Linked DNA regions of Homo sapiens: region 2 is linked to region 1. Evidence: read pairs that join two places in POLR2A ChIA-PET (ENCODE). Cell type or tissue: MCF 10A. All regions are shown on one strand. Links, peaks and the distances in the headings refer to the core of each region. The heading gives the core; the rest is flanking DNA. Region 1 has its middle 83 kb from the start of AKAP1. Region 2 overlaps MSI2 (musashi RNA binding protein 2).

Region 1 (9,395 bases), core at 3,538-7,537:
GCGACTGCACTCCAGCCTGGCAACAGAACGAGACTCCGTCTCAAAAAAAATAAAAAAGTAAAAAATTTAAAAAAGCAGTATTTACTTAAAGACATGCAGAAAACACTCAGAGAAAAACATCTAAAAAGGTGGGAAGTGGTTGCTCTGGGGATTGAAGAACAGGGGACTCTGTTATTTGACTTAAAAAAGCATCTTAAATGAAAGCACAGTTATATCCCATATGTTCTATACTTGAAGGGATGTAAGCATGTTAATAAATAAATTGGAGATTTCTCAAATATAGCTAGGGGTTGGAATGAGAAGGAAGCTGGCTTCGGTTGCAGTTAGCTGCACTGATGTGGAGCCCCTCTTCCCTCTGCAGTTAAATAGGAGCAGTGATGCCCATATTTGTTTGGTGGGATCCAGCGAGTTGGGTTATTCTACATCTACTATTTCATTCTATCCTCTTCCCAACCCTATGAGTTGGGAATGTGAGGACGGGGACTAGGTCTCCTCATTTTACATACAGGATCCAGGCTTAGGAGGCTGAGTAACTTGTCAGAATGTGAAATGGCCCACTTCCGCAGCAGTGGTGCTAGGACGGATGCTTGGTCCATCTCGTGTTGACATCTGTCAGTCCTGAAATCAGCAGAGGAAGAGCGGGTGGTACTGAGAACAGGACAGACAGGGAAGGTTGGGCAGGGCTCTGCAGGGGCAATTCAAACTCCTGAATTACCACACGACCCAGCAAAAAAATGTGGTTTCATTCCCAGCAGCACACAAAGCCAGAATTCAAATACAGGCTGTCCCCATATGACCCCCTGCCACATCTATTTTTTTAAATCATATTATTGTCAAAACAATATAACAATGACTTTAAAGGAATGTGTTTAAATCACCCATCATCTTCGCCATGCCTGTGCACAATTAGATTTTTCGTGATCCTTTTCTAGTCTTTGTCTGCATTATACATAATTCTACACAGTTCTGATCCTCATGTACATATAATTTTGTAAGCATTCTACCTCTTATAAATGGTGTTGTTTCTACACAGTCTGCATAATTATTTGTTTTAATGGCTACATATTATGCAGGATCATTTTTAATTAACTATAATACCCTGGGTTAACAGTTCATTATAATGCCAAGGATATCTTTATTCTTTAACCTCCATTTTGCTTTTATATAAGGCTGTTCCATTTACAGAAGGTATTCTTATCCAGCCCATAACTTCAGAGCATATAACAGAGGCTGGTATAATTATCTCCACTTTGCAGATGGGAAAACTGAAGTCTGGCATGATCGAGCATCTTGCCCACCGACATCAGACAGACAGCAAGGATGGGGCAGAGTAGAAACCTTCCTCCAGGACTTTCTCTCCAAGGCCAGCGTTCCTGACATTGGCCATCTCTTGGCACACTCTCTCTCTGAGCCACACATCTTCCCAAGAAATAATTATTACCACCCCCATTTTTACAGGTGAGGAAGCTGGGGCCCAGAGAGGCAAGGTAACTTGCCTGAGGTCACATAGTAGAACCAGAAGTCAAATTCAGGCAAGCTGACTCCAGATCTCGTTCCAACAATCTGCATGGCCTCCCCAGGCCCCTCCATCTCAGAGTGCCTCTCTTGTTTTTCCGCATTCTCATCACTTCTACCACCTGTTCTCAGTCTTGGCAGGTGGCAGCCCTCAGGTCAGTGCCCGGCTGTCCACATTCGTTTTAGAGGAACCCCCAGGCTCAACCCAGAGCCAGCTGCAGGAGAGGCATGCTTCTTGGGCAGAGTCCATGGGTGAGTTGGGTTTTTTTTTCTTTTCAGTTTTCTTTCATTTGGTTAATTGATACTTATGGTAAAATATACATAAGATTTACCATTTTAACCTTTTTTTTTTTTTTGAGACGGAGTCTCCCTCTGTCACCCAGGCTTGAGTGCAGTGGCACGATCTTGGTTCACTGCAACCTCCACCTCCTGGGTTCAAGTGGTTCTCCTGTCTCAGCCTCCCGAGTAGCTGGGATTACAAGTGTGTACCACCCTGCCCGGCTAATGTTTTATTTTTTATTTTTAGTAGAGACGGAGTCTAACCATGTTGGCCAAGCTGGTTTTGTTTTGTTTTTATTTTTGGTTTTGAGACAGAGTCTTGCTCTGTCGCCCAGACTGGAGTGCAGTGGTGCAATCTCACTCACTGCAACCTCTGCCTCCTGGGTTCAAGTGATTCTCCTGCCTCAGCCTCCCGAGTAGCTGCGATTACAGGCACCTGCCACCACACCCGGCTAATTTTTTGTATTTTTAGTAGATATGGGGTTTTGCCATGTTGTCCAGGCTGGTCTCAAACTCCTGAGCTCAGGTGCTCTACCAGCTTCGGCCTCCCAAAATGTTGGGATTACAGGCCTGAACCACTGCCAGTATATTCACATTGACGTATGACTATTGCCACCCTCCAGCTCTAGAACTTTTTCCACCTTCTGAAACTGAAACTCTATAACCATTAAACAGTTCTCCATTCTCCCTTCCCTCCTCACCAGCCCCTGACAACCACCATTCTACTTTGTCTCTAGGAATTTGACTACTCTAAGTACTTGATATAAGTAGAATCATACAATATTTCTCCTTTGTGTCTGGCTTATTTCACTTAGTATGAAGTCCTCAAGGTTTACCTATGTTGTGGCATGTGTCAAATTTTTTTTGAGACAGGGTCTCACTCTGTCACCAGGCTGGCATGCAGTGGCATAATGTAGGCTCACTGCAGCCTCTGCCTCACCCTCTGGGTTCAAGTGATCCTCCCACCTCAGCCTCCTGAGTAGTTGGGACCACAGGTGCACACCACCATGCCTGGCTATGTTTTTGTATTTTTGGTAGAGACAGGGTCTCACCATGTTGCCCAGGCTGGTCTCAAGCTCTTGAGCTCAAGTGATCTGCCTGCCTCAGCCTCCAAAAGTGCTGGGATTACAGGCATGAGCCACCATGCCAGGCTCATTGTTTTTTTAAGTGGAATAATATTCCATGGTATGTATATACTACATTTTGCTTATCCTTTCATCCATTAACGGTCATTTGAGTTGTTTCCCCTTTTGGCTATTGTGAATAATGCTGCTATGAACATTGGTATACAGATATCTTCTATGTTTGAGTCTCTGTTTTCAATTCTTTGGGGTATGATATGGTTTGGCTCTGTATCCCCATCCAAGTCTCACATTGAATTGTGATCCCGAGTGTTGGAGGTGGGGCCTGGTGGGAGGTGATTGGATCATGGGGGTGGTTTCTAATGGTTTAGCACCATCCTCCTAGTGCTGTCTCCCGACAGAGTTCTCTTGAGAACTGGTTAACAAGTATATAGGACTTCCCCCTTTGCTCTCTCTCTCCTGCTGCCATGTGAAGATGTGCTGGCTTCCCCTTCACCTTCTGCCATGATTGTAAGTTTCCTGAGGTCTCCCCAGCCATGCTTCCTGTACAGCCTGTTGAACTATAAGCCAATTAAACCTCTTTTCTTTACAACTTACCCAGTCTCAAGTAGTTCTTTATAGCAGTGTGAGAATGGACTAATACAGGGTATATATCCAGAAGTAGATGAGTTTTTAAAAACAAATCAAAACTCTCCTACTGTGTTACCAGCTTTGCAGGGGGCAGGAAGAGGGAGGAGAGCACTGTGTAAGAGTGGATGGTGGGAGACATTATTTGCAAATCATATATCTGATAAGAGACTTGTATCCAGAATATAGAAGAAAAAAAAACTCTCACAACTCAATAATAAAAAGACAAATAACCCAATTAAAAAATGGGCAAAGGATCTGAATAGACATTTCTCCAAGGATGATATGCAAATGGATAATAAGCATATGAAAAGATGCTCTGTGTCATTAGTCATCAGGGAAATGCAAAACAAAACCACAGTGAGATACCACTTCACACCCACTAGGATGGCTAGAATAAAAACGTTGGACAAGGATGTAGAAAAATCAGAATCTTCATATACTGCTGGTGGTAATGTGAAATGATACACTCGCTTTACAAAACAGTTTGGTAGTTCATCTCATGGTTAAATATAGAGTTACCATATGGCCCAGCAATTGCTCTCCTAGGTATATGCCCAAAAGAACTGAAAACAATATTTGTTTGAAAACAGGCTCAATTTGTTCATAACAGCACTGTTCACAATAGCCAAAAGGTGGAAACAACCTAAATGCCCATCAACTATAAGTAGATAAACAAAATGTTATATCCATGGAATATTATTCAACCAAGAAAAGAAATAAAGTATAGCAGCCGTATTGATAACTGCCCAAACTTGGAAGCAACCAAGATGTCCTTCAGTAGGTGAATAGAGAAACTGTGGTATATCCAGACAATGAAATGTTATCGACACGCTACTAAGTGAAAGAAGCTAATCTGAAAAGCCTACATACTGCGTGATTCTAACTACATGACATTCCAGAAAAAGCAAAACTATGGAGACAGTAAAAATATCAACAGTTACTTCGGAGGAGGGACGAATAGCAAAGCAGAGAGGATTTTTAGGGCAGTGAAACTATTCTGTGTAATACTGTAATGGTGAATACCCGCCAATGCCATTACACACTTGTCAGCATCTATAGAATGTCCACCAACAGTGAATCCTAATGTAAACTACGGACTTTAAATGATAACAAGGTATCCATACAGTTTCACCAGTTCTAACAAATGTACCACTGGTGCCAGTGTTGACAGTGGGGGAGGCTATACATGTGTGGGGTTGAGGAAATTCTCTGTACTTTCTGCTCATTTTTGCTGTGAACCTAAAACTGTTCTACAAAATAAAGTCTAAAAAAATGGAATGAAGTGTTGAGACATGCTACAACATAGATAAATCCTGAAACCATCATGCTATGTGAAAAAAGCCAGTCACAAAAGGCCACATATTATATGATTCCATTTATATGAAATGTCCAGAATAGGGAAATTGATAGAGACAGACACTAGACTCGTGGCTGCCAGAGGCAGGAGGGTATGGAATGAACAAGAGGGGAAGTGACAGCTAAAAGGTATGGGTTTCTTTTTGAGGTGATGAAAATGTTCTAAAATTGACTGTGGTGAGAGTTGCGTGTATTTGTGAATACATTAATACTAAAAATCACTGAATCATACACTTTAAATGGGTGAATTATATGATATGTAAATTATATCTCAATGAAGCTGTTTTAAAAAACTGGTAGGGTGGAGGTGGGAATAGTGGTTCATGCCTGTAATCCCAGCACTTTGGGAGGCTGAGGCAGGAGGATTGTTTGAGCCCAGGAGCATGAGACTAGCCTGGGCAACACAGCAAGAACCCATGTCTACACAAAGTACAAAAATTAGCCAGGCAGGGTAGTGCAAGCCTGTAGTCCCAGCTACTCGGGAGGCTGAGACAAGAGGATCATCTGAGCCTGCGAGATCAAGGCTGCGGTAAACTGTGATTGCACCACTGCACTCCAACCTGGGCAGAGGCCCTGTCTTTAAAAAAAAAAAAAAAAAAAATCAGTCAGGACTGCAGCCTTCCAGGAGTCCCTGCTAGTTAGCTTCACCTGTGGCTAAGGAGCTGACCCCACCCCCCCTTCCCCACCACCCTACCACCTTTGACCACTTTGACTCTGTTGAGGGGTGGGGGTTAAGGTTTCTGCTGCGAGGGCTCATCAGCATAAACACAGCTCAGCTTAGCTGCTTAACAGGCATTCTCATCTCAGAAAGGGCACCTGGACAAGCCACACCCTTTCTGTCATAACGTTATGACAAAGACCATTACAGATGAGACATCGCTGACCTATTGCCATTGAATCAGCAAAATGGGTGACCTGAGAGAAAGGCAGACAGCTCTCATGCAGCGAACGATCCGGGAGGCTTTCCCCCCCTTTTCCAGCCAGGAAAAGGCAGCCAACCCTGCAGTCCTCCCTCAGCCTCGAGGCAAGTGCAGGCCGGGGCTGATTCCTGAGGCCCTCGAGCCTGTAATTTGACCTTTAGAGTTAAGAAAGAAAAGTTACAGAAGTTTAGGCTGGAAGAGTCCTTGGATGTCATCCAGATAGTGGCTTCTAGACTTTCAGGTTTCACATCCCATATCATTCTAAAATATCCAGGGACACTGACAAGGAACATTATTGGATCATTAAATGTCATTATTGGATTTTTTTTTAAAGAATAATTGAAAAGATAGAATGTCAGAATAAAAGAAAGCCATTTAAATGGAACAATTCAGCATTATGAAAAACTCATTACCTTTCTCCCTTCCCCTCCCCACTCCTCCTCTTTCCCCAGTAGTGAAAACTTGCCAAAGACAAGTGAAAACTTTATCCCCAAAACAGGATGGCTTATGGACCCAGGCTTTAGGTATCACTCTCCATTCAGCACTTGGATCTCCTGGAAACCATCTTCTAAATCAGCAGGATCTAAGTACCAGCCAGATCTAGGTTCAGTTCAAATCCTGCTTCTGCAATTTACTGGCTAGATATAGATTTTTGCAAGTTTCTTATCTTCTCTGAATCTCAATTCTCTTATCTGTAGAATAATTCTTATCTCAAAAATTTGTGTGTGTGTGAGAATTACCACAAAATAAAAGAAAAATATGAGAGTCCTTGGCACATAGTAGGCACTAATCATCATTTCTATGCTCGCCGGTGGTGAAAGACAGTCTCTGAGATAAGTCATTTCATTTTCCTGACTTTTTAGTTGATAAAAAATTCTTCCCTAGGTATGGCTAAACCTGTGTCCCTGTATATTCGCTCATGGATCTCAGACATCTACTTTAGGGTTTCATGGAACAAATCTCATCTTTCTGTCATGTGACACATTTTACTCTCCTTTCTTAGGTTCCTTTTTTCCTTCCATTCTCCAGACTACATATGCCTTCTGTGTCAATCATTTCTTAGAGAAGTTCTCATTGTCCTGCTTGTATTAGTCAGCTATTGGAAGAATAATGCTGTGTAAAAAGCCTCTCCAAAATTTCAATGGAAAAAAACAAACTCAGTAAAAACCAAAGAACTCAATGGCATACTACCTTAACCTGGGCTTGGCGGAGCTTGACTCTGGGCTTCAGGTTGGGTCCAGGTCTGCTCCAGATGTCTGTCATCTTCCTGGGACTCCCCAAAGCATGTTCTTTTAATGGGAAAAGGCAGAAACACACAGGGATATTCCCAGCTGCATAAGCACATTTCTAGCCCTTGCCACCTTCACATACTATTGGCTAAAACAAAGTTACAAGGTCAAGCCCAAAGTCAAGAGACCATGGTAGAAGAGTAGACATAGAATATGAAGGAGTGAAAAATTGATTGGCCCTTTTCTACTGGACACACTCTTGCAAAGTCTCATGGGTTAGTGGGGAGTAGGCAGCTTTGGAGAAAGGAGCAAGGCCTTGCAATGGTCTGGCCCCTGCCTACCATTCTTCTTCCTCCTCACTCATTAGCTGTAACGAGTTTCTTTTTTGTTGTTGTTGGAAACATAGTCTCGCTCTGACGATCAGGCTAGAGTGCAGTGGTGTGATCTTGGCTCACTGCAACCTCCGCCTTCCAGGTTCAAGCAATTCTTGTGCCTCAGCCTCCCAAGTAGCTGGGACTACAGGCATGTGCCACCACGCCCAGCTAATTTACATATTTTTAGTAGAAACAGGGTTTCACCATGTTGGCCAGGTTGGCCTTAAACTCCTGAGCTCAGGTGATCTGCCCACCTCGGCCTCCCACAGTGCTGGGATTACAGGCATGAGCCACCATGCCCAGCCGGTTTGTTCTGTTTTTTTTGAAGGCCCTAATCTCTTTGCTGCCTCAGGGCCCTTGCATGTGCTGTTCCTTTGTGCTTTAGAATGTGCTTTGCATGGAAAACTCTTCATCCCCTAGCCACTTTCTTTACCTCGAAATGGGCTCCTTCTCATGTTTAAAACAGGACTTAACTGCCACATCCTCAAAAAGACATCTTTATGACCATGGAATCCAAGTAAGTCTCTTAGTGTTCTCTAGCAAAGGGTCCTGTTTACTTTCCTACTGGCTCGTTACCTTATTTGTAATTATTTATTTCTCCTTCTCTATTAGACTCCAAGCTTCGTGAAGGCAAAGATGGTATCTGGTTTGCTCATTGCTGCATCCTGAGTGCTCAGCACAGACCCCAGTAGATGCTTAATACATAGTTTTTGTTGTTGTTGTTTGTTTGTTTTTTTGAGATGGAGTCTTGTTCTGCTGCCCAGGCTGGAGTGCAGTGGTGCGATCTCGGCTCACTGCAATCTCCGCCTCCTAACTTCAAGCGATTCTTCTGCCTCAGCCTCCCAAATAGTTGGGATTACAGGCACACACCACCACACCTGGCTAATTTTTGTATTTTTAGTAGAGACAGGGTTTCACCATGTTGGCCAGGCTGGTCTCGAACTCCTGACCTCAGGTGATCCACCTGCCTTGGCCTCCCAAAGTGCTGGGATTAGAGGCATGAGCCACCATGCCCAGCCAATACATAGTTATTGAGTGAAGGAATACAGGATTAAATGCAAAGAATAGATGAATGGACGAATTCCATCAGGTCTCATTCTCTTTCCCTTTGTTCAATGATAAAATGCGAAAGAGCGAAGGTAACATAAAGCTGCTCTCTTCACAAAGCTACTGCTCTCTCTTCTTCATACAGGACCAGTTACCAGCTGGTCCTAATGACAGGAGCATGGCTTGGAGAAGGCTCTTCATCTTTCTCAGTGTGCATGACCTTTGCCACCACCGCTTGACTATTTTTTAAATAAGGATTTGCTTCCATGACTTATTTTGCGTAGAGACCTACTCAGAGGAATTCATGCTCTCTGACCACATGCCCACTGTCTAGGTAGATGACCAGATATGCGCCAGGTGGTTTGGGATCAAAAACACATCACCAATAATTCACCAGGGAGATAATTGACAAGGGTTGGTGTAGGGGAACTATAAATAAATGAAGGTCAGTGACACAAACCACAGCTGGAGAGGCTGGGATGTTCAGCAGTTGATGGCAGTATCACTGTATCATCTGCCAATAGTGCCCATTCCAATCCCCTCTTCAAAATCCTTCTCTCTCCTCCCTCACAGTCCTTCAATCAGACTTTGCCCTTCATCGCCCCCACAAGCCACTGAAGTTTTGGTCTTTTGTGTCTGTGGCCTTTTGAAAACACCTGGACCTATTTAATGACATCCTCTGTAGCCTATAAACCCAGAGAAACTAGCACAGCTTGAGTCCCAACTCTCTCTCTGCCCCTTACCAACTGGATGGCACAGGCAGGAGACTTAACATCTTCAAACCTCAGGTCCCGCCTCTGATGAATGAGCATAGCCAAACGTATTTACTGAGCAATGATCAGGATTCACTGAGACAGGATAACATTAAATGCTTCCTAAACTATAAAAGAATTGAAATGTTAGTGGTATGATTTCTCTTCTTCAGTCAAGTAGGGCTGTGCTATGGAGCAGAAAGGGTTAAAG
Region 2 (9,395 bases), core at 3,659-7,658, 130 kb before region 1:
CAAACCAGCCACAACATTCCCTTAAGCCAAAGCCTAACCCAAGGCAAGACCCTAGCTCTCTTCAATTCTATGAGGGCTGAGAAGTGCAGAAGAAAAACTGGAAGCAGCAAAGTTGGTTCATGAGATTTAAGGAAAGAAGCCATTTGTTTGACATAAAAGTGCAAAGTAATACAGCAAGTGCTGATGTAGAAGCTACACAGCAAGTTATCCAGAAGATCTAGCCGAGATCACTGATGAAGGTGGCTACATTCAACAACAGATATTCTCATGTATACAAAAGTCTTTTATTGGAAGAAAATGGCATCTAGGACTTTGATAGCTAGAGAGGAGAAGCCAATGGCTGGCTTCAAAGCTTTAAAGGACAGGCTGACTGTCTTGTTAGGGGCTAATACAACTGGTGACTTTAAGTTGAAGGCAATCCTCATTTACCGCTCTGAAATTCCTAGGGCCCTTAAGAATTATGCTAAATCTACTCTGCCTGTGCTCTATAAATTTGAACAACAAAGCCTGGATGATAGCACATCTCTTTTTTTTTGAGACAGAGTCTTGCTCTGTCACCCAGGCTAGAATGCAACGGTGCAATCTCGGCTCACTGCAGCCTCCAACTCCCAGGCTCAGGCAATTCTCCTGCCTCAGCCTCCCGAGTAGCTGGGATTACAAGCATGTGCCACCACACCAGTGGGGTTTCACCATGTTGGCCAGGCTGGTCTCAAACTCCCACCTTGGCCTCGCAAAGTGCTGGGATTACAGGTGCAAGCCACCACACCTGGCTGACAGCACATCTCTTTATAGCATGGTTTACTGAATATTTTAAGCCCACTGTTGAGACCTACTGCTGAGAAAAAAAGATTCCTTTCAAAACATTACAGCTCACTGACAACATACCTGGTCACCCAAGAGCTCTGATGGAGGTATACAAGAAGATTAATGTTGTCTTCATGCCTTCTAACCAACATCCATTCTGCAACCGTGGATCAGGGGTAATTTCAATTAATTTAAGAAACATATTTTGTAAGGCTATGCCTGTCATGGATAGTGAGTGATTCCTCTGATAAATCTGGACATAGTGAAAGGAAGCCCTTCTGGAAAGCATTCACCACTCTAGATGCCATTAAAAAATTTGTGACTTATGGAGAAAGTAAAAAAAAAAAAAAATCAGCATTAACAGAAGTTTAAAAGAAGTTTATTCCAACCCTCATGCATGATTTTGAGGGGTTCAAGATTTCAGTGCAGGAAATAACTGCAGATGTGGTGGAAAGAGCAAGGGAACTGTAAGCAGAGCCTAAGATGTGACTGAATTGCGGCAATCTCATGATAAAACTTGAATGATGAGGAGTTGCTTCTTATGGATGAGCAAAGAAAGTAATTTCTTCAGACGGAATCTACTCCTGGTGAAGATGTGCACGTTGTTGGGAAGGTAACAAAGGATTAATAATATTACCTAAAAGTAGGTGAAAAAGCAGCTGCAGGGTTTGAGAGGACTGACTGCAATCTTGAAAGAAGTTCTACTGTGGGTAAAATGCTATCAAACAGCATTGCATGCTACAGAGAAATATTTCGTGAAAGGAAGAGTCAATCAATGTAGCAAACTTCATCATTGTCTTATTTTAAAGAAATTGCCACAACCACCCCAACCTTCTGCAACCACCACCCTGATCAGTCAGCAGCCATCAACATTGAGGCAAGACCCTCCACCAGCAAAAAGACTATGACTTGCTAAAGGCTCAGATTTTTGTCAATTTTTTTTTATCAAATGTATTTTTTAATTGAGGCATGCACATTGTTTTTTAGGCATAATGTATTGCACACTTAATATTGACTACAGTATAGTGTAAACATAACATTTATATGCACTAAGACACACAAAAAATCATCTGACTAGCTTTACTGCAATATTCACTTTATTGCAATGGTCTGGAACTGAATCTGCAATATCTCCAAGGTGTGCCTGTATAATCTCAACCAAGCCAAAAGCAATATTACAAATATACTTAAAAAAAAAAAAAACAAAAAAAAACTGGGCCCAGCATGGTGGTGGCTCACACCTGTAATCCTAGCACTTTGGGAGGCCAAGGCGGGTGGATCACAAGGTCAGGAGTTCAAGACCAGCCTGGCCAAGATGGTGAAACCCCATCTCTACTAAAAATACAAAAATTAGCCAGGTGTGGTGGCGCGGGCCTGTAGTCCCAGCTACCCAGGAGGCTGAGGCAGGAGAATGGCGTAAACCCAGGAGGCAGAGCTTGCAGTGAGCAGAGATCGCGCCACTGCACTCCAGCCTGGGCGACAGAGTGAGACTCCATCTCAAAAAACAAAAAAGCCTTAATATTTCAAAATAATTTTTGAATGACAGAAGAAATGCAAAAATAGCTTAGAGTTCCCCATACCCCTCATTCAGCTTTTCCTAATGTTCATCTCTTACATAACCACGATGCATTGATCAAACTAAGAAATTAACACTGATTCAATATTCAATACTATTAACTAAACTACATGTTTTATTTGGATTTCATCAATTTTTTTACTGATGTCTTTTTTCTGTTCAAGGATCCAATCCAGGATACATGTTGCATTTTAATATTATTTGTTTTTAAATATGTAAACATTTTATGATTATTTATTCTTCCTTGGTAAGTACTGGTACTCTGGGCAAAGACTTAATCCTTCTCCCTATCGTCAAAGAAAGCAATCTTTGACACGATCTTCTGGCCTCCAAAGGGAACAGAATTTGATCCACAGTGAGATAAAAACCCAGACAATGACCAAGCCTCTTAACCTTCCATAAGCAGCCACCACCCTGGCCTCTCTCCACAGCAACTAACTGGTATTTAAAAGTAATTTATGTTAATTGCAGTCGGCCATATATGAACACTACAAAGCCAGCCGGCTTCAAACAAAAAGGCTCAAGAGAGGAGCCTAACAAAAAATTAATTTTGTAAAAGACCTATTTCTATTCCAACTTGTTTTTAAATGTATGTTCTGAGTCACACACCATTAACTGTCTCAATTTATTAATAATCTCAGGGCAACCAACTATCTCAGATAATGCAACGATGAAATCTTGCATAAAAAAAGAAAATGAAATATCTATATGCAAACATTAAGCAGGTAGTCAGCTGTGATGACCAGAGAGGATTATTATTGTTTTTTAAACCAGAACATGTAGTAAGGCAAAAAAAAAAAAAAAAAAAAAAAAAAAAAAAAAAGGAAGGCTGCGTGAACTGGTAACTCAAACTTTGTAAAGAAAATTCTTCTCCTCTGAGCATGAGATTCTTTTAGAAAGACCAGTTCAAAGAAAAGTTCTATGGAATTCCTTCCTCCTCTCCCCCAAGCAAAGATTTGTGACGGGAGCAGAAAGCCCCATATTCTCAAAGACCCTTCTTTTCGCTGAGGAAATGACGGTGCTGTTTTGGCATTTTAAAGCAAGAACAAATACTTTAGCTATAAAATCCACTTTGTAGATTGAATCAGCAAGACAGCTGTTTATACAGAAACCCTTTCCTTTCTCCCTCCAAGCCCCTCAGTGATTCATATCAGCAATAAAACATTGGCTAGAACAAAGAAAAACGGAGTTTAAAGAAGAGAGACACAGGGCACACCCACCACCTTAATAAGTCTATTCCTTAACAGATAGAGCCTATTTCAACTTAGCCTATTTCCATGAATAATATTTCTCAACCTACCGCACCTGTATAAAAAATAATAATAATAATAATCCCCCAAAAACTGACCAACTTTTTGCTGCAGAGTCAGAAACTGAGTTCTTATTTGTGTAAAATGCTCAGTGGGTGTGACACAACCCATCTTTGATATGCTCTGGGCTTTGAAGTATGCTCTCTTTTTAGCCATGGGGAGCCTGATGACTCACCAGCACCCTTCTAGCTCCCCTCCTTGCCAACTGTCAGCCATCTCCCTAAGCAAGCAGGGCGGCAGGGCCACCAGATGCTGGGCAGGAGGCGTATTAATTCTCCTGAGTGACAGAGGCTTGGGGAAAGAAGTGGGCAGCGCTGCACAGAAAGACACATGACCATGACCATCCATCATCAGAAGCTAAACCCCAGGACCCAGTTTGCACTGGAGGGTGGGCACATTCCCCCCATCCCAATTCTTTCCTGTTCACTCTTCAAGGCCCAAGCCAAATGCCACTTCCTCTATGAAGCCTTCCCTGGCTCTCCCCAGAAACGACTCTCTGCTCGGTGGTCCTGAAACACCTTTAGCATCCTTCGCCCGCTGATCACCTGCCTCCCCAAACAGACACACACTCAAAGGCAAACTAGGCCCTTCCCTCATCTCTGTAACCCTAGCCCCCTGGCCTGCACCCAACCCAGAGCAGGGGATCAAGAAATGTTTGCTCAATGAATGAACCCAACTCACCTACCCCAGAAACCACATTACTAAATGCTAATTACCTCTCACTGCATGAATAATGGATGAGGAAATGAAATAACAAATGTCTCCTTGTTAGCCAAGTCGCCAAGTCCTTCGGGAGCACAAACACAGGATCGACTGACTTGTGGCTGTTGTAGGATGGGTCAGAGACAAGACAACTCATCTTGAAGGGGTGAGAGGCAGGGAAGGAGGAGAACCACATTGGTCCAGCAGCTGGCAGTACCCTGAGATGTTACCAATCAAGTTCTAGACAACTCAGACTCACTTCTTCACCTTCCCCAGCTTCAGCTAGCCCCTTGGAGTTGATTCTTGCATGGTATACTTGGAAACATTAGCAGGAAGGCAAAGAGTTGCCCAAGAATAAGCTCAACTCCTTTTTCTCCCGTGAAACTCACCCCCAACAGTGCCACGCCAGCTTTTGCCACATCTCGTTCATCTGCCACGGCCCCCTGAGATATGCCTGCCCCTGCACCTGCCGGCACTTAAAAATGAAAGCCAGATGCTCAAACAGCACCCAGATGAAGTGCTATACTGGAGCAAACAACAAGGCAAGATTTATGATAAAGGAGGTACCGGATCTCTTCCCACTCACTGGAATAAAAAGGTCAAACAAATATCCAATTTGTGGCTGGTCAGAGCCAGATCCTCCCATGTCCAAGATTCATTCTGTCAAAAATAAACAAGTCCGCCTCCAGAACATAGGGACATCTGCAGGGTCCCCTCCAGCCCCTCTCCTCTAAATCCCACACTACCCTGGAGAGACAGTACCACAGAGATGCACACAAGGTGACAGAGGAACTTTTTTCAGTTTCCCTGAACAAGCCTCAGAAAAAGTGAACATGCATTGCCTATCCATTTACAACATCTAACAGCCCATATTCCTTTAAAAAAAAAAAAAAACAGGCTGGGCACAGTGGCTCATGCCTGTAATTCCAGCATTTTGGGAGGCTGAGGCGGGCAGATCACCTGAGGTCAGGAGTTCGAGACCAGCCTGACCAACATGGAGAAACCCCATCTCTACTAAAAATACAAAATTAGCCGGGTGTGGTGGCGCATGCCTGTAACCCCAGCTACTCGGGAAGCTGAGGCAGGAGAATCGCTTGAACCCAGGAGGCGGAGGTTGCAGTGAGCCGAGATTGCGCCATTGCACTCCAGCCTGGGCAACAAGAGCAAAACTCCATCTCAAAAAAAACAAAAAAAAACAAAAAAAAAAACAAAAAAACAATAAAGCACTGATTACATATTCAGAGGATGTGCTATATATCCAGGAAAAAATTATGATCAGATACTTGAGCCTTTTCTAATTCTGCAAATAATCAAGTAATGGCAAGGTACAGCCAAGCGCTGTTGCAGCGTGAGGAGGAGGCGGAGGTGGAAGGAAGCTCTCCACATCAGGATCGCAGTGCTCAGGCGTTCAGAGCAGGCCTCAACCTGACAGCCCCGTGGGTCCAGGAGCCTCCCCGCCTCCCATGCTGGAATGCGAGCTGTACATACCTCTTGGTGGTTTCATACTCCAAGCCGGAAGCAGGACAAGTCATGTGAAGGCCATTCCAACAGTAGGGCCCTGAGTCTCTCCCCAGCCTCCCCTGTGGCCCCAGGCTCTGGAGCAAACACCATTCTCAGTTCACCCAGGGGTGGCTCTGAAAACCATGGGCACTGGGTAATGCTGACCAAGTCGACTGACTTTTTTTTTTTTTAACCTTAATGAGCCAATGCAGTAAATTCTTCAAATGTTCTCAGATTTACAACAGGTGACCTCTACAAAAGAAAGAAACCACTGTCTTATTTATTGGTTCAGAAGGTCAGCTTACTACTTAAACGGGTCTTTTTCTGAAACCTTTGGTACTGGGAAGAACTCTCTCTCCTTGACAAATCTTACTCCAAAAGTCAGGGTTTTCGTCTAGCGGGTTTTCTTAAAGTGGGGCATACCTGTGAGAGGGAGGCTCTTGGAGGGTCACTGTACATTTATACTTCCTTCAGCAACCAAAGTCTTAGGCCCCTAAAGCAACTCACAGAAAGGCTGTGAACTCTTCCAACCGTGCTGGCCCCAGAAAGGCTCCTTTCCCTCCTAACACTTTGTGAAATGACTCGCTCGCTCCCAAGGGCATCGTGGAGCCACATCTCCAGGTGAGACCAAGGTTTCCAGGCCTCAGCATCCTTTGGGGACCTGGTTTCAGTCACAGATGTCCAGGCACCTTAGCAACTGGAGATCCACAGGTGAGGGACCCCCCACCAACCTCCATTTCTAACAAGCACCCCCGAGGGGTTCTGATGGAAGTACTGGCTGCTCACAAATCCACCCTTCCTCCAGGTACCCTGCCACCCCAACCCCACTGGAGTCACCAGGTCTAAGGCACATGGGAGAGTTTGCCTCTCACCCCTCCTCCTTTCATACTCACTCTGCCCCCTGCTCTGGTCCAGGCCCTGTTCTCTTAGCTCCCTGGTCTCCCCCAGTCCATGACTTATAACACTGCCAAGAATTTTCTCTCTAAAATATCAATGTGATGATGCCCTGGCTCCTAAGCCGCCAGGATTCCAGACTGCCTTCAGGCAAAGTCTCTATCTCTTGAGCGGAATGCAGAACTTTTCCTGCTCTTGCCCCTAAATCACCAGTCCAGCCTCCCCTCCCATTCTCTAGCCCCTTCCCCCAGGCAGCTGTCCGAGGGTCTCCCTAGCCCCCAATCCACTGGACCTTCTCGGTGAATGCGTCCCCTCCTCTACGATCCTGCATTTTCACGCAGGTCTCGCCCACTAGCCCTCCTGAGGAGGGGGACTGTCTAGCTTTTGTTTCCATCCCTGACTCCCAATCTCCAGCACAGCACTCTGCCCATGGTAAAGGCTCAATCAGTGAGTTCACTCCATGAACAAATCCTCTCCTGCCTGGCCTGGTTAGTTAGAATGGCGGGGGAGAATGAGGCTGGGGTCTTCAGATGAGATCGGGCACATTCAGGGTGGTATGGCTGTAGACAGTGGGGTCTTCAGTTCCAGCTCCCCCGTCCTTCACTCAAAAAAAACCTATTCAATAGGCAGCCACTTAAACTTCTGGCCACAAGCAGGACAAGGCCAGGGTATATTGACAGCTCAAAACAATCCAGTCCTACCGTAGAGAAAACAATTCAAGTGCGGGACCTGCTGACAACAGGTCAGGTGTGTCATCTCCACACATAAGAAAAAGCAGCAGAGTCGATCCATCTTTCAGCATCCCCTAATGGTACTAAGCAGCATGTTTAGCTGTTATTTCAATAAGCCTTATTAAGACCCAATTTTCTTGGGTCTTCTTTCAGATTCTGCAACATTAAAAGCCTCGCTGCTTAATTACATTAGGAGCACCTGTATATATTATGTGCAATAAATCAACTTTAATTTACCACCACACAAGGCTATTCATCTTCTCTGGGTTATTTATTGCTCGGTATTATTGGTGGTGAATTGTATCCTCTCTGCTATACGGAAGAATAGTTGGGGTAAGAAAGCCAAAGCTGTATTTCAGAACACTCCGGGATGCTGATCACACATGTACACAGCGAAAAGGAAAGAAAAAGAAACATATAAGCGAATCTTGGCAATCTGCTCCTTGCTATTTTCCTAAAACACTCCCCAAACATTTTGATGTTTTCTTTTGCACGCATGCACACACATACCAGTTACCCGCTGAAACGACACAACCTGCAAAACAGGCCCACAGCTCTCGCCGGCAGAATTGAGTATGGGATGCTGGCTGAGCTGAAAAACAGGGACACTCCATGGGCCAGAGGAGACAAGTCTTCCCTCATCTGCTGCTGCCCCCAGTCCTAACGATGGGGTGCAGCCAGGACCTGACACCCAGGGGCATCTCGCAGAGGTTTACACCCAGGACACTGACGCAGGGCCCAAATCAGGCCCCCCAGCGTGGGCAGAACTGTTTCCCAGATAATCCAAGGTGGAAGACACTTCTCCTTGTGATGACACGGGGGCCCTTCATTCTTTAAGAATCTGACCAACACTGCCATTGAAGGAGCCACCAGGTTATATGCGGGCTCCCTGCAATATCACCACCTGAGATATTAAACACTGAGTCCTGGGCCCCAAGACTGAGACACCGATTTCAGCATGCCCAGGAATGGGTTCACCTGATTTTTCTGCATAGTAAAGTCTGAGAAGCACTTTCCTAAAGCCTCAGGAGCCAGGCTAACCATCTATTATAGAATAATATAACCAGGCCAGGGACAGTAGTTCACACTTGTAATCCCAACATTTGGAGAGGCCAAGGCAGGAGGATCACTCGGGGCTAGGAGTTAGAGACCCCCACCTGGGCAACATAACAAGACCCCATCTCTACAAAAAATTTTTAAAAATTAAATGGGCATGGTGGCATGTGCCTGTAGTGCCAATACTTGGGAGGCTGAGGTGGGAGGACTGCTTGAGTCCAACAGTTGGAGGGTACAGTGAGTTATGATCACACCACTGCACTCCAGCCTAGGTAACAGAGGGAGACTCTGTCTCTAAAAAGAAAAACTAAAATAAATTAAAAAGAATAGTGTAACCAATGATAATATAATTAAGGATGACTTCCTTACCCCTGGCCAGGCTATAGGCTCAGCCCTTTTCTTGCACAAATTCCTCAAGATGACCCCAGAGTAGGTACTATTACTCTCATCCCCATGTTATAGATGAGAAAACTGAAGCACAGAGAGATTAAATAACTAGCCCACAGTCCCACCTCTATAACTGGCTGGGCAGTCTGGTCCCTGCATCCATGCTGTCAACCATGGGCTATACTGCCTCTCCAAGGCCAGACTCCCCACACCCTCTCCAACTGGACAACCACCTTCTTTGGTTCTAAGCAAAAGAGAGGCAAAAGTCACCAAGACATCATGGGCTCCGCTTCTACTCCATAAAGCCATCTGGTTCTCCTAAGTCCAACATCTAAAACTACTTCATGGCAACTTGCCGGCAACACACAGTTCTGTCTCTGAGCTTCCCACCAACGTGATTCAGCGAGCTTCTCACAAGAGCAGGGTGCACCGGGC

The links. ChIA-PET counts read pairs that join two places held together with the same protein. Peaks named below come from ENCODE experiments on the same cell type or tissue, not always from the same donor. Only the 100,000 strongest peaks of a DNase experiment are listed, where the experiment ranks them.
Region 2: POLR2A ChIA-PET joins it to region 1 with 7 read pairs; 1 of 35 experiments calls an interaction of 5 or more read pairs at or near these places.

Annotation. Positions count from the first base shown.
Region 1 is chr17:57,163,344-57,172,738 of GRCh38, reverse strand. No RefSeq gene overlaps it. Among named protein-coding and RNA genes, the nearest start is that of AKAP1, 83 kb to the right of the region's middle. In MCF 10A, for the core only: no CTCF peak of the experiment used is centred there; a DNase peak (open chromatin) is centred at 5,868.
Region 2 is chr17:57,289,801-57,299,195 of GRCh38, reverse strand. The region is part of intron 5 of MSI2 (musashi RNA binding protein 2); the gene reads right to left. Among named protein-coding and RNA genes, the nearest start is that of MSI2, 38 kb to the right of the region's middle. In MCF 10A, for the core only: no CTCF peak of the experiment used is centred there; a DNase peak (open chromatin) is centred at 5,865.